Regions from separate parts of the Homo sapiens genome. Here region 1 is linked to region 2. Evidence: chromatin contacts called from ENCODE Hi-C data. All regions are on one chromosome and are shown on one strand. Each heading gives the region's core, a stretch centred on a gene start or an enhancer-like site at or near the end of the contact. The rest is flanking DNA. Distances are from core to core; before and after follow the strand shown. Region 1 overlaps ALG5 (ALG5 dolichyl-phosphate beta-glucosyltransferase). Region 2 holds the start of CCDC169 (coiled-coil domain containing 169).

What was found. Hi-C counts contacts between places; a loop is a spot of excess contacts on that map. Pooled maps may share reads with other maps.
Region 1: a map of HCT116 shows a loop between it and region 2 (8-fold over the local background). The contact joins the enhancer-like site here to the promoter of CCDC169 in region 2. A Hi-C loop is called at or near these places in 1 of 168 maps with a recorded cell type or tissue (HCT116), 1 of 37 single-sample maps with no recorded cell type and 5 of 50 pooled maps.

What each region holds. Positions count from the first base shown.
Region 1 is chr13:36,963,252-36,970,028 of GRCh38, reverse strand. ALG5 (ALG5 dolichyl-phosphate beta-glucosyltransferase) reads left to right here. Exons shown (of 10, transcript NM_013338.5): 8 at 4,303-4,454. Among named protein-coding and RNA genes, the nearest start is that of ALG5, 33 kb to the left of the region's middle. Within about 2 kb of position 4,073, at least 4 of the 41 ENCODE cell types and tissues checked have a DNase peak (open chromatin) inside an H3K27ac peak, as active enhancers do.
Region 2 is chr13:36,294,221-36,301,094 of GRCh38, reverse strand. It overlaps CCDC169 (coiled-coil domain containing 169), which reads left to right and starts at 3,281. Exons shown (of 8, transcript NM_001144981.3): 1 at 3,281-3,458; 2 at 5,238-5,317. The coding sequence starts at 3,376. It overlaps CCDC169-SOHLH2 (CCDC169-SOHLH2 readthrough), which reads left to right and starts at 3,281. Exons shown (of 16, transcript NM_001198910.2): 1 at 3,281-3,458. RefSeq lists enhancers at 1,730-2,692, 2,693-3,654.

The sequences.
Region 1 (6,777 bases), core at 2,824-5,323, 670 kb before region 2:
TGTAGTAGAAACTATTAAATACTAAATTCCCACAATAGGAAATACAGCTATAGCCCTAGATGAAATGTGCAGCCAGTAAAGCTGATGATAATGGAGACTATTTAATAACATGGGATAAAACCTGAAATATTAGGTTGTTTGTAAAAAATAGTATGATATTATAAATACAGTTATCTGTGTTGAAATAACAAATAGGCTGGACACAGTGGCTCACACCTGTAATCCCAGCACTTTGAGAGGCCGAGGCAGGCGGATCACCTGAGGTCAGGAGTTCAAGACCAGCCTGGCCAACATGGTGAAACCTCATCTCTACTAAAAATACAAAAACTAGCTGGGTGTGGTGGCGCCCACCTGTAATCCCAGCTACTTGGGAGACTGAGGCAGGAGAATCACGTGAACCCGGGAGGCAGAGGTTGCAGGTGAGCTGAGATCAGGCCACTGCACTCCAGCCTGGGCGACAGAGTAAGACACCTCCTCCTCAAAAAAATAAATAAATAAATAAATAAAATAAATAAAAATTTGTTTTTGCACACTAAAACAGCTAATGAAAATAGATCAATACTAATTTAATGGTTTTTTAAGTACTTTTTTTCTTTCTTTTTTTTTTTAAAATATATTAATGAGATGAGAAAGGATAATCTACTTGGTGAAGGAAAAAAGATAGTTTGGAAAAATAGCCAAATACACTTAGGAGCCAGTGAGTAATATAGGCAAGAGATAGTTCTTGTATTTGTTGGTGGTGGCTGTAGAAAGGAGCCATGTGTTTTGGTTTTGTTTTTCATGGTGTAAATTCTTTTCACTTAGAACTTGCATTGGTTGAAAACTCTGAATTTTTCCTAGAAATACACTAGTATTTAAATGAGACTTATGCTATGGTCTAAATCTTTTACCTAGTACTGCTCTTAGCCAGGTATCAAGGGATCAATCGCAGGAACCACATATTTATAATTCATCTTGTCTCCATCCATCCATTCTTTCAGCTCTAAAACCAAGTGTTTGGTTTAGTGTTCTTGATTCCCACAGAATTGGCTGCCATTCTATAGAAAGAAGGGATAACCTTTGATACTCACTAGAGATCATTGGTTGTCCGCTGCAGATGCTATGACAACTACTGCTCAGTAGGCTTGTTCAAGTCCAGCTTATTCTTATAGAATCATAGCTGTCTCACAAAAGGTTGTCTCCAAGAAGGCACAAGACATGCATCCGCCTCATGTCTAGAAAACTGCAGCATGGCTTTCCATTTCCCTTCGTGTGCTGTCAGTAATAAACCCCTGCATGGTGATCAATCTGTGGACAATGAGAAAATTATAAAAGAACTAATCAAGATAGCAAATGACAACTTCGGTAGCTTATTGCCTAATGTTCAGAAACATCTTTCCTTGATATTTTTCTACATTTCTCAATTATTCTACCACCTCTTTTACTGCTCCCTTGGAAGACAAACATGACACTGCCCTGATAGAGTCTTGTATCATCCTTAAAAGTGCTTACATTCCCATGTGTTCTGTATAACGGTAATGTTTATATATGGTCTGGCTATTCTTGAATTTATCATTTTAAAAGGATTCAAAAATAGAATCCATTAGTGGTTACTTAATGTTTTTAGTTTTTGTTTAAAGAGTCTTTGCTTAAGTCCTGGGACTTCTTTGAACTTCTTATTTTAAGTTAATGAAATTAGAAGTCACCTTTAAATTTCACCTGAATTAATTTCTTGTTTACATTTTATAAACATTGAAGATACTAGCGTTAACACTGAAACAGTGAAAATTGTTTTCCTTAATGTTTTAAATGGCCATTTCAGAAGATCATATAAGCCTTCTCTCTTTTAGTAGCTTCACTTAACTAAATAAGTCTATCCTATATTTTAGGTATCTTCTAAATTTTAAGATATTTTGCAAAGTTCTAAAAACAAAAACAAGATTATCTTGTTTGTGACTAACCTTGTTAAGCTTTTAAATATGTTAGAAATCAAATAACTTAAGGTCTTCATGTGAACTCTACATTTTTCTGCTTTTTAAAAAATAGCCATTATCCTAAAGCAAACAAAAATCCTGTTATTAACATCCAAGCCAGAGCAGTCATGAATAGTTTTATTTGCGAACAAATAAGCTCACTCAAATCACATTAAAAATCACTCAAGGAGAATAATTTATAGGTATTGTTTTTCTACCTTTAATTTTTATTTTTCTATCTTTCAATTTCTATTTGTTCCTTTCCTAAGCATAAGTGCTCTTTTGGAGGTTTAATCAGTCAACCAGTATTTATTGGAAGTATTTTGTATGGAAGGCACTGAGCAAGCTGTTGTGAGATTCCTAAAGTATTTTAAGATGAGGTTTCTGCCCTATCTACTTAGAGAGGTAAGACATATTTACATCAACCCATAACTAATGATTCTAGATGATAAATGAGAAGTGCTAGATCATTTTTAAAAGTTTGTTTTACATACCATATAGATAAGTATTTTATTCTTCCTTTCCTTCCTGCCCTATTTAATACATAAGTAAAATTGTGGTCAGGAGAGTAAAGTAAGCTTTCAAGCTTTCTTCCTGTATGAAGAACATTATTGAGTTCCTGTTATTTTCTGTGCCAAACACTTCGCTATATTCTTTAAAATAATCTCATTTAATCCTTATAATAACTTTGTGAGGTAGGCATTATTCTCATTTTATCAGGAAATGGACTTAGAGGGCTGAAGTAACTTGTTGAAGGTCACCCTGCTAATTAGTAACGGAGCCAGGATTCCAATATAGGCCTCCTAGTTTGGTGCTTTTTCTTTTCTTTTCTTTTTTTCTTTTTTTTTTTTTTTGAGTTGGAGTCTCACTCTGTCACCCAGGCTGGGGTACAGTGGCGCCATCTCGGCTCATTGCAACCTGTGCCTCCCAAGTTCAAGCGATTCTTCTGCCTCAGCCTCCTAAGTAGCTGGGACTACAGGCGTGTGCCACCATGCCTGGCTAATTTTTGTATTTTTAGTAGAGATGGGGTTTCGCCATGTTGGGCAGGCTGGTCTTGAACCCCTGACCTCAAGCAATCCACCTGCCTCGGCCTCCCAGAGTGCTGGGATTACAGGTGTGAGCCACCGCACCTCGCCTGATTTGGTGCTTTTTCTTTGTTACTCTGTTCCACTGTGGTTCTGTTTGGTGTTGATGGAAAAAGCCATGCAAAGGAAGAACGATACTAAAAATTATAATTTTGAAAAGCAAAAGCCAAAAGGAGGAAGGGACCTTTATCCCATAGTATGAGATATTAAATGTTCTAATAGACTCTTAATAGGTTGCTTATGTATGTAAGTAACGCATCATTACTTGAGTCTATTGCCTTAACTAAGGAACATTTTAAAAGATCGTGTCTTAAAGAAGCTGGGTATAGTGGCACACGCCTGTGATCCCAGCTGCTCTGTAGGTTGAGGCAGAAGGATCACTTGATCCCAGGAATTTGAGGCTGCAGTGAACCATGACCACACCACTGGACTCTAGCCTGGACAACAGAAGGCGTCTCTGTCTCTAAAAAAAATTTTGTTATTTTATTTTTTAGAAAGATCCTATCTTTTACTAAATCTTAAATGTGAAAGTCTGGAATCCAGTGATAATAATCTTATGTTCTTATGTTTTAAAATGTGCTATGTTTTATGAATAATGGAATATTCTGTTACTACTAATAAAATTAATCATCAGTAACAGTAGTGAAACTTCAGATGGGATTAAAACCTACTTAATCTTAATATCCAAAGTATTAAAGAACTCAATATTTTAAATGTATTTAATTAGATCTCTGGCATGCTTAGAAAGACCAGGTGTTTGTTTCAAACTCCTTTCTAGTCCATAACCTTCATGATACTCTGCTATACATCTTCTGTCAATATTCTCATTAGTTAAGTATCAACTGCAGGCTTATATCTGTGCTTTGTTTTGTCAATACATCCTGGAAACTGACAGCTTTTTTGAAACTGAAATACATGTGGGGCAAAGCAGCATAAAATATGTAAGTAAACAAGACGTTCTCCTTGCTCACAGCAGCAGCCCCAAACCTGTTTCTCCTGGTAGGCTAAAGCCCTGGCCGCTTGTCTGACTCAACCTCCAGGAAATGAGTAACTGCTTCCTAGTGCCTCTACTCTGCTCCAAGCAGTAGGCATTCTTGCTGTTTCTTTAATATACTTTGTTGGTGAAGCTCATGGAACAGTGGTGTTCTTATGTAAGATCTACCAGTCAATTAAATATTAAAATACAGTTGTCTACAGCCAGGTGTTTTCAGTGTCTCCTTTACAGATGAATGGAAAAGTCATTTATATTTTGTCTTTGTTTTCAGCGTTCTTACTTCCGTACTCTTCTCATGTATGGGTTCCACTTTCTGGTGTGGTTCCTTTGTGTCAAAGGAATCAGGGACACACAGTGTGGGTTCAAATTATTTACTCGAGAAGCAGCTTCACGGACGTTTTCATCTCTACACGTTGAACGATGGTAGGTTTCTGACTGGAATGTATCCAGTCTGTCTTATGACCCAGCCATCTTCTAGGTAATGAGAAACAGCCCTGTATATTTATAATGAACATGTAGATTTAAACAAAATTGACAATAATGTATGTAAACTTGATCTTGCCTTTATACTTTTCCTGAGTTGGATCTTATTTTGAAAATACACAAACCCAACAATATGGTATAAAGTTATGTGTGTTCACCTTAATTGTAGACAGTAGAAATTGAGTGGCCTGAAAACATTTTTTTTCCTTTGAAGAAAAAAGAAAAAGCTCAGAAACATCAAAACAGAATAGGGCACCCATTTTCTCTTTTCTTCCTTCTACGGAAGATAAGGTGTCTTTCCTAAGACCGATCTTTTGACCTCTACATCTCCTTCCACCTTGTCAAAACCTAATCCTGTCCATGTATTTCATCTCTTGTGTATTCAGCCTTTTCCCTTCCATCACATCTTTCCCAGAACCCTTTCCATTGACCCTGCTGTGCCCTTCCAGCTCTAGCCCTGTCTCCTTCACAAGCAACCTTCTCTTGAAAAAGTGTTTTATATTCACTGGCTTTGTTTTCTTGCTTCCCACTCACTCCTCACCCCACCTTCTTCATATGGATTTTCTTCCATGCCTCATCATTTTTTTTTTTTTTTGAGTTTCGCTCTTGTTGCCCAGGATGGAGTACAATGGCAGGATTTCAGCTCACTGCAACCTCCGCCTCCCGCGTTCAAGTGATTCTCCTGCCTCAGCCTCCCAAGTAGCTGGGATTACAGGTGGGCGCTACCACACCCAGCTAGTTTTTGTATTTTTAGTAGAGATGAGGTTTCACCATGTTGGCCAGGCTGGTCTTGAACTCCTGACCTCAGGTGATCCACCCAAAGTGCTGCGATTACAGACGTGAGCCACTGCACCCAGTCTACTTCATCTTAACATCTAGCCACCTCTATGTCATTGAAGCCAGTGGTCATGTTAAATGACCACTTGTCACACTTAACCCATCAGCAGCATTTGATACTCCTGAGCTCTCTTTTGAAATATACTGGAGATACAGGTGGCTAGCACTGTTGTACAGAAGCTGAAACCCTGACATCAGCCCTGACATTCTCCACATGCATATATCCAATCCATGACAGGGCCTGTTGATTTTAGCTTTTGTGTTCCTCCATTTCTCTCCATCTCTACCACCGCCATCCAGAACACCATCCTTCTCCATACTACCATGCTGTAGCCCACAAGGTCTTTGCAAACTTAAGTGTGATCAATCATATGCACCTCTTCTGCTTATATTCCTTCATGGGCTTCCCATGGTCTTTAGTCTGGCCCCACCTGTGTCTCCACATGCGGACTCTTTTCTTTTCTAACCACGCCCCTTCTCACCTTCTCCTTCAGATCTTCCTTAGGGTAGCCTGCCCTCACTCTCTAAAGATAATATAATTAGCTCGGGTGCCCCTAATTATATCCTGTTGCAGTGCCATGTGCTGTATTCATAGCACCTATGACATTTGTAGTTTTTTCTTATATTTGTGTAATTACTTAATGTTTCTTTTTCTCGATTAAAGCATAATCTTTCTCCATGAGAGCAAGAGTCACATTTAATTTTACTTATTAGTATATCCCACTATCTAATATCATGCCCAGCACATAGTAGGTACCCAGTAAATACTGTTGAAAGAACTAATACTTAGTCATGGGTTCTGTGTGAATCCTGTTCATGTTGGGTATCTGCATGATTATGCCAGTATATGTCCATTTTTATACTCTCTACAATTTTTGTGCATCTGTTTTCAAAGACCTGTTGTCTTCCTAGAAATATATGCCATATAACCCCCAAAATACTACTTTAAAAAATGTATTTTCAGAATTATCATTCAGACTTTTTAAAATCTTGTTTTTCTAGATTAAAACATTTTAAGTAGTCTACATTAGTTGTCAAATTTAGATATGTGTTTTTATTATGTTGAAAAATAAAATAAACTCATAGTTAATAGACTTCGAAATCAGAAAATCTAATTTAAGAAACGACTCTAGAAGTAAAGCCCTCTGTCTGCATTAGCTATTTTTCAGTCAGCTATTGCTCCAGAACTAGGGTCAGAGATGCAGGTTCTTTGTGGTTTGAAAGGAAGAATTTAGAAATTGAGAATACTATTTTTCGTTGTTGAGGATCTTTCATTTTTGTTGAAATATAAAAGGTTAGGATTGATAACTTAAAAATCATGAAGCTTCCCTGTCAGGATTGTTCTAGGGCAGCATTGTTTAATAGAAATATGAGACAAGAGGCAAGGCATATATGTAATTTCAAATTTTCTATTAGCCACATTTAA
Region 2 (6,874 bases), core at 2,032-4,531:
CCTTGGGTGCAGAGGTGCACACCTGTAATCCCAACACTTTGGGAGGCTGAGGTTGGGTGGATCTCTCGAGTCGAGGAGTTTGAGACCAGCCTGGGCAACATAACGAGACTAAAGATATTGTTGGACATTGTGAATTTTACCTTATTGGGTACTGGATGTTTTGTGTTCCTATAAATATTCTCGAGTTTTGTCTTGGGAGGGGATTAAGTTACTTAGAACCAGTTGGATACTTTTGGATCTTTCTTTTCAACTTGTTAGGGCTAGTGTTTTTTCCGACTCCTAAATCAAAATCCTTTGTGTACCTGATGCCCTGTGAATTCAGAGGTTTTCCATTCTGGTGGGTGGTAGCAGGTATTATTCCTACCTCTGTAAACTGTAAGGATTTCCCCTCTAATCCTTTGTGATGGTTCTTTCCCCAGCCTGAGTACTTGCCCCACCATGTGTGTGCATTCATCAGTATTCTGCTGCAGAGTGTACCTTGTGGCAGGCCAGGTCTCATTAACACAGGCCTCCATAACAACTGTTTCAGTACTGACTTGAGTGGCTAAGTTAAATACTAAAAGCTAAAAAAACCAAAGCCCTTATACAAAGGCTGGAATGTAATAAAAACCCACCAAGAACTAGGTCTCAAAGCATGACAAAAAAAAAAAAAAAAAAAAAGAAGGAATTCTTAGCTGGACCCATTTAGGATTAAACAAGTTTTTTGGGGTTCTGAAGGAATCCCCAAACCTCCCTGATTTAGCAGGAGACAGGGGTAATCACCCTAGCACCTGGACCCATTTAGATTAAGTTTACTGAGGCTCCAGAGGAAGGTCTTCAGGACTCAAGACCTTAGTTGTAGATTATAAAAAGTTAACCACTTAATGTCTATAGATGAATGCACACTTACACATAGACATATAGCTTAGAAGGTCTGGAAAACTGTAATTTTGAGTTGGTCTGGTTATAGTTTCCAGGGCTTCTGCCTGTAACTGGTTCCAGAAATAAAAACTCTCTTCCTCCCCAGTTCATCTACATGTTCTTACTGGGTCACAAGAAATAGCAACCCAACCCTCAGTTTGGTCTGGGAACACCCTGTGCAGCTCTCCCCTCCAATATCTGCCCTGCAAAGTCTAGCTGCCTTGTTCTCTCTAGACTCTTAGAGAAACTCCGTTTCCTCAACTTAGGGCAACCACCAGCCTCTGCCTGTTTTCTCCCTTTCTGCTTTGTACCCTGGCAGGCCCAGGCCAATTTGGGAGCTTGCCTCATTTGTGTCTCATCTCTTGGTGATCGTTTTCCCTTATTGCCTGATGTTCAATGTTCTTTTTTTGTTCCTCTTAGTTTTTTAGTTGTTTCAGGCAGGAGGGTAAATTCAGGTCCTTTATCTCTGCCAGAAACACAAATCTGTGGTTTCTGTAGTTGTTGACAAACCTGTTTTCTGCTTGCCTTTGCTCCTAATTTCCCACAGTGAGATCCTGCTAACAGATCTTTTTAAGAAATCCTCTGGGTCGGGTGCAGTGGCTCATGCCTATAATCCCAGCACTTTGGGAGGCAGAGGTGGGTGGATCACGAGGTCAGGAGTTCAAGACCAGCCTGAGCAATATGGTGAAACCCCATCTCTACTAAAAATACACAAAAAAATTAAGCCAGGCATGGTGGTGCGTGCCTGTAGTCCCAGCTACTTTGGGAGGCTGAGGCAGGAGAATTGCTTTAACACAGGAGTGGAGTTTGCAGTAAACTGAGATTGTGCCACTGCACTCCAGCCTGGGAGACAGATGAGACTCCGTCTCAAAAAAGAAATCCTCTGTATATTTGGATTTGTCAACAGATAATCTAGTCCTTTTCACTTCATTCTATTCTGTTTACTTGGTTGTGAGTTGCCCTTTCAGACTTAACAGCTAGACAAAATTTTGATAAGCATACCTCCTATATTAGGGTAATTCACAGAAACAGAACCAATAGGGAGTGTGTGTATAAAAGATTTATTATAAGGAATTTGCCCGTACAATTATGAAGGCTGAGAAGTCTCAGGATCTGCAGTTGACAAGCTGGAGATGCAAGCAAACTGATGTGCAGTCCCAGTCTGAGCCCAAGGCTGGAAAAGTGTTCCAGCTCAAGCTGTTTGGCTGTAGGAGCTCCCTCTTACTCCTGGGAGGTCAGCCTTTTTGTTCTATTCTGTCTTCGGTCGATTGGCTGAGGCCCACCCACATTGGGGAAGACAATGTACTATACTCAGTCTACCAATTGAAATGTTAATCTCATCCAGAAACTCAATTGGAAAACTATGTATTCACAACACTTCTGACACCAAATTGTGTTTTCCACACCAATTATCCCATTCTCACTAAAACCTTGGTCTCCACAACCCCTTTATTCTCTAAAGACATTCCTAAGTCTTTAGTCAGTAACTTTTCAACCAATTGCCAATCAGAAAATCTTTGAATCTAGCTGTGACCTGGAAGCCACCCCGTCCCCCACCCCTTCCAATTGCCCTGCCTTTCCCGATGGAACCAGTGTATATCTTAACATGCATTTGATTGATGTCCCATGTCTCCCTAAAATGTATAGAACTAAGCTGTACCCTGACCACCTTGGGCACGTGTTCTCAGAATCTCCTGAGGGCTGTCACCCGCCATTGGTCACTCATTTGGCTCAGAATAAATCTCTTCAAATATTTTACAGAGTTTGTCTCTTTTTGTCAAGGAAACACAGATGTATCAAGGGTAGGATGCAAACTTTGTGATTAAAAATATAATGAAATTTCAAGTTGCAGTGAGCAGCTCTGAGGTATGTTCATGAACAGCACACAGATGCAAAACAATAATCTGGAGGGTTAGCAGTCTTCCCGAGTTCAGGAGGTACCTTTTTAAGACCAGTTCCTCCCGCTCCGACACTGCCAAATCAGCGACTCTGGTGCTTGTTCAACTGAAGCAAAGAAGGGCGCAGCTAATCTTGGATCCAGCGTTTCCCTAACAAGGGCTAAGAGTGAAGCCGACTTTGCCGTCCGGGGCAATGTTTAGGAAAGCAACCAAAGCCAGCAGGAGGGAAGAAAAAGGAGAGGGATATTCTTGGCCCCCTGACACTCCGCTGTGTAGCCGGAGCACGTCTAACCCCAGCGTCTTGAGCAAGGAGTGTCCCTGGAGCTGTTATCCAGGGTCGCTCCACCGCACAGAGTAGGCTTCTCCAGTCTCCCCGGCTGCCCTCGCCCCACCCCCTGCCGCCTGCGGGCATCGCTTTATGACGTCACCACGTGCCTCTGCGGGCAGGCGCGGGAGGTGCGACCGGGGGGCGGTTGGGGTTCACCGCCTCGTGCCGTACTGGCTTCTGGGTGGCCCTTAATGTCTTGTGCTCTAAGGTGCTGAGGGGAAAGACGCGGGAGGTCTCTGGCCTGACACTATGAAGGAAGAGAGAAACTACAACTTCGACGGTGTGAGCACCAACCGCCTGAAACAGCAGTTGCTGGAAGAAGTCCGCAAGAAGTGAGTCGGCGGGCGGCGCGGTGTGGGGTCCCGTCCACACCCCCCGAGCCTTCACCTGCAGAGTCTCAGGGCTGAAGCCGCTGAGGGTGCTGTAAGACCGGCGCCGTGATTAACCCCTGGGCACTTCGGTCTGGGTTCCAAAAGTATTCCATGCGAAAGATTCACGTGCCTCTTTGAGTAAGCCTTTGGTATTGTTAAGTAGGCAGCTTTCCGGGTAGGATGTGCTGCCCTTAAGGATCCAATCATATGGCGTGTATTTTGCCCATATACTGTAATGCCAAAAGTTGTGTTTGGTTTTGATGTCTCCATAAATCCAGGTTTTCTGCTTAAAATTCCAAAGATTTTATTTAGTTATACGGGGTTTTTTTTTTCTTTCATCCCTTTAAGGGGAACTTCATAAAATGACATTTAGTAAAACTGTTACTCCTCCTTTATGCTTTTTAAAAACAGTATTCGTACTTCGTGTTAAATTTTTGAAACATTTAAAGTATTTTTTGGACATACTCCCAACTCCATCCACAAGTCCCGTGAGAATTGGACTCTCCTTTGTGCCTAGATAGGGTTCTGGGTTTTCCTCTATTGTAGCTCCAGTCACAGTATTTTAATTGCCTGTCTATTTCTTGTTTTGCTACCAAACTACACGCGTTCTGAGGACAGGTTCTGTGTATTCTGAGGAAGTAGAGAATAAGAGCAAGTACTTGAGGACAGTCCTGCAAAAACACAAACTCCATCTCTTGTCACTCAGTAACTATGCAATCTTAGACAAGTTAATTAACCTCTTTAATCCTCAGTTTTCTCAGCTCTAAGACTGGTATACAAATAGTCATCTCATACCTCCTGCTGTTGTTCCCAGGTTGGAATGAAATGCACTATAAAGAACTTAGCATTGGCTTGTGATACGCATCCAGTGGAACTTTGCTGCCGCTATTGCTATTTTTCTGTTCACTGTTCACTGAATTCTTCCGTATTTAATACAATGCCTTGAACATAATAGGCACTCAAAAATATTTATTGAATAAATGGCCCTGTCATATGATAATGTTCTATTTACTGATGCCCTAAATAGCTAACCTTTTAAATTAGTGTTTGTTTTTTTCTCTTTGTTTCAGTTTGTCAGCTGTTATGTATTGCCCTAGGTATGCCTTTCTGTAATAATGTGCAGTGCCTAATTTGCTTGGTTCTGAAAAACCAGGTAACTAACTTCTTTAGGATGATATTTAAGTTAAAAATAAAGGATTTCCAAGGGCCGGGCCTGGTGGCTCACGCCTGTAATCCCAGCACTTTGGGAGGCCGAGGCTGGGCGGATCACAAGGTTAGGAGTTCGAGACCAGCCTGGCCAATATGGTGAAACCCTGTCTCTTCTAAAAATACAAAAAAATTAGCAGGGCTTGGTGGCGCATGCCTGTAATCCCAGCTATTCAGGAGGCTGAGGCAGGAGAATTGCTTGAACCCGGGAGGCGGAGGTTGCAGTGAGCCGAGTTTGCACCACTGCACTCCAGCCTGGGCGACAGAGCGAGATTCTGTCTCAAAAAAATAAATAAAAATAAATAAAAGATTTCTAATGGTTGCCTGGGGGTCTTTGAGCTTTAGTGCATATTTGAGTCCTAGAACTGACTAATTGGAAGCCTTCCTTTGCCTGAGTCTTATTTCTTAACCAGTCCTTCAGTAAATAATGTGTCATAGTAAATTGTTCCTGAAGTAGTAGTGGGTTACTATGTATTATTTTTCTGATGTTATTTTTAATTGAATTATAATCAACAAAAATATTTTAAATAACAGGGATGCAGTGCAACTCTCAATATTTGAACTAAGACACAAGATTACGGAACTGGAAGCCAAACTCAATACTGACAATGAAGGTATATAAGTAAATACTTATATTTGTGACTCCTGTATAATTATTGTTCATTTTACCAGGATATCTATGGTGCATTAAATTCCATATATTGAATAATAGTACCAACATTTCAGTATTGCTTTTTGGCCACATTAATGATAGTTTATGATAGAGGCTTTAAAACTGATACTTCAGAATATCAAACCTATTACTATTTAATTATTTTTCTACCTTTCAAGTTCAAAATGTTCATTAATTAGCAAAAACTTTGTTACATGACATCAATATATTATTTCTTTATTAAATAAATATCACCAGTTTTCTATTCACCTCAAGTTACACTCTTTATATCTTAACTTCTAGGTTTGGGATATGTTTAAAATCCGTATCTAGGTTTTAGCTATTGTTGTTGGAAGAATGTGTGTTTGGTGTGGAGGATGCTGTGTACCTACACACTCATATATCCTTAAAATTTGTAATGTATGCAAGATATGACCCTGCCATATGTCAACACTTTAAATGGAAGACCTTTGTTTTCCCTGTTCTAAAGAGGTTCATTGACTATTGGGAGAAAGTATCAAATCAGATTATGGATATGAGAAGTCATATAAGTTCTATGTAAGGATAAATGAAAACTTAGGGAAGGGAAACCTAACAGAATTCGGGTGAGTTAATAAAGACAGGCTTTCCAGAACAGGCATTGTTTGAACTGAATGCTAAAGAACAGGAGGACTTTATTAGGATTATCAGGGTGGGCATTTATAAGGGAGGAGACCACCCCTCATATTGTCTTATGCCCAATTTCTGCCTCCAGAGAAAGAAGAAATAAAAACTAAAAGGCAGAAATGAAATCCACAGGCAGACAGCCCAGCACCACACCCTGGGCCTGGTAGTTAAAGATTGACCCCCAACCTAATCGGTTATGTTATCTATAGATTACAGACATTGTATGGAAAAGCACTGTGAAAATCCCTGTCCTGTTCTGTTCTGTTCTAATTACTGGTGCATGGAGCCCCCAGTCACGTACCCCCTGCTTGCTCAATCAATCTCAACCCTCTCATGCAGACCCCCTTAGAGTTCTAAACCCTTAAGAGGGACAGGAATTGCTTACTCGGGGAGCTCATTTTTTTGAGATGTGAGTCTTGCTGATGCTCCCGGCCGAATAAAGCCTTACCTTCTTTAACTTGGTGTCTGAGGGGTTTTGTCTGTGGCTCGTCCTGCTACATTTATACTCTTCCTCAATTGGGGAGCCATGAACAAAAAGGAATAGTGGCCATATGGGAAATAAAATGCCACTTTCTATAAGTACCCAGTGCTTTGTTAAAGCTTGGTTGCAGAATACTACTTTGTCCCAAGGCTGAAGTAGCTTCCTCTATCTCCATATCTATATCTTAGATATAACCTCAGTCTCTGGGGGCAGGCTCTCAGTGTACTTATCAAGTAGCTGCGTTGGCAGGGTAACTGGAACGTCCTCATGTACCCAGTTACAGGAAAAACAGAAGGCATGCTCACAGGTACACATGCAATAACTATGCCCAGTAGTAAAATGTGGCTCAACAAGTTGTAGCAGTTCTCAAAA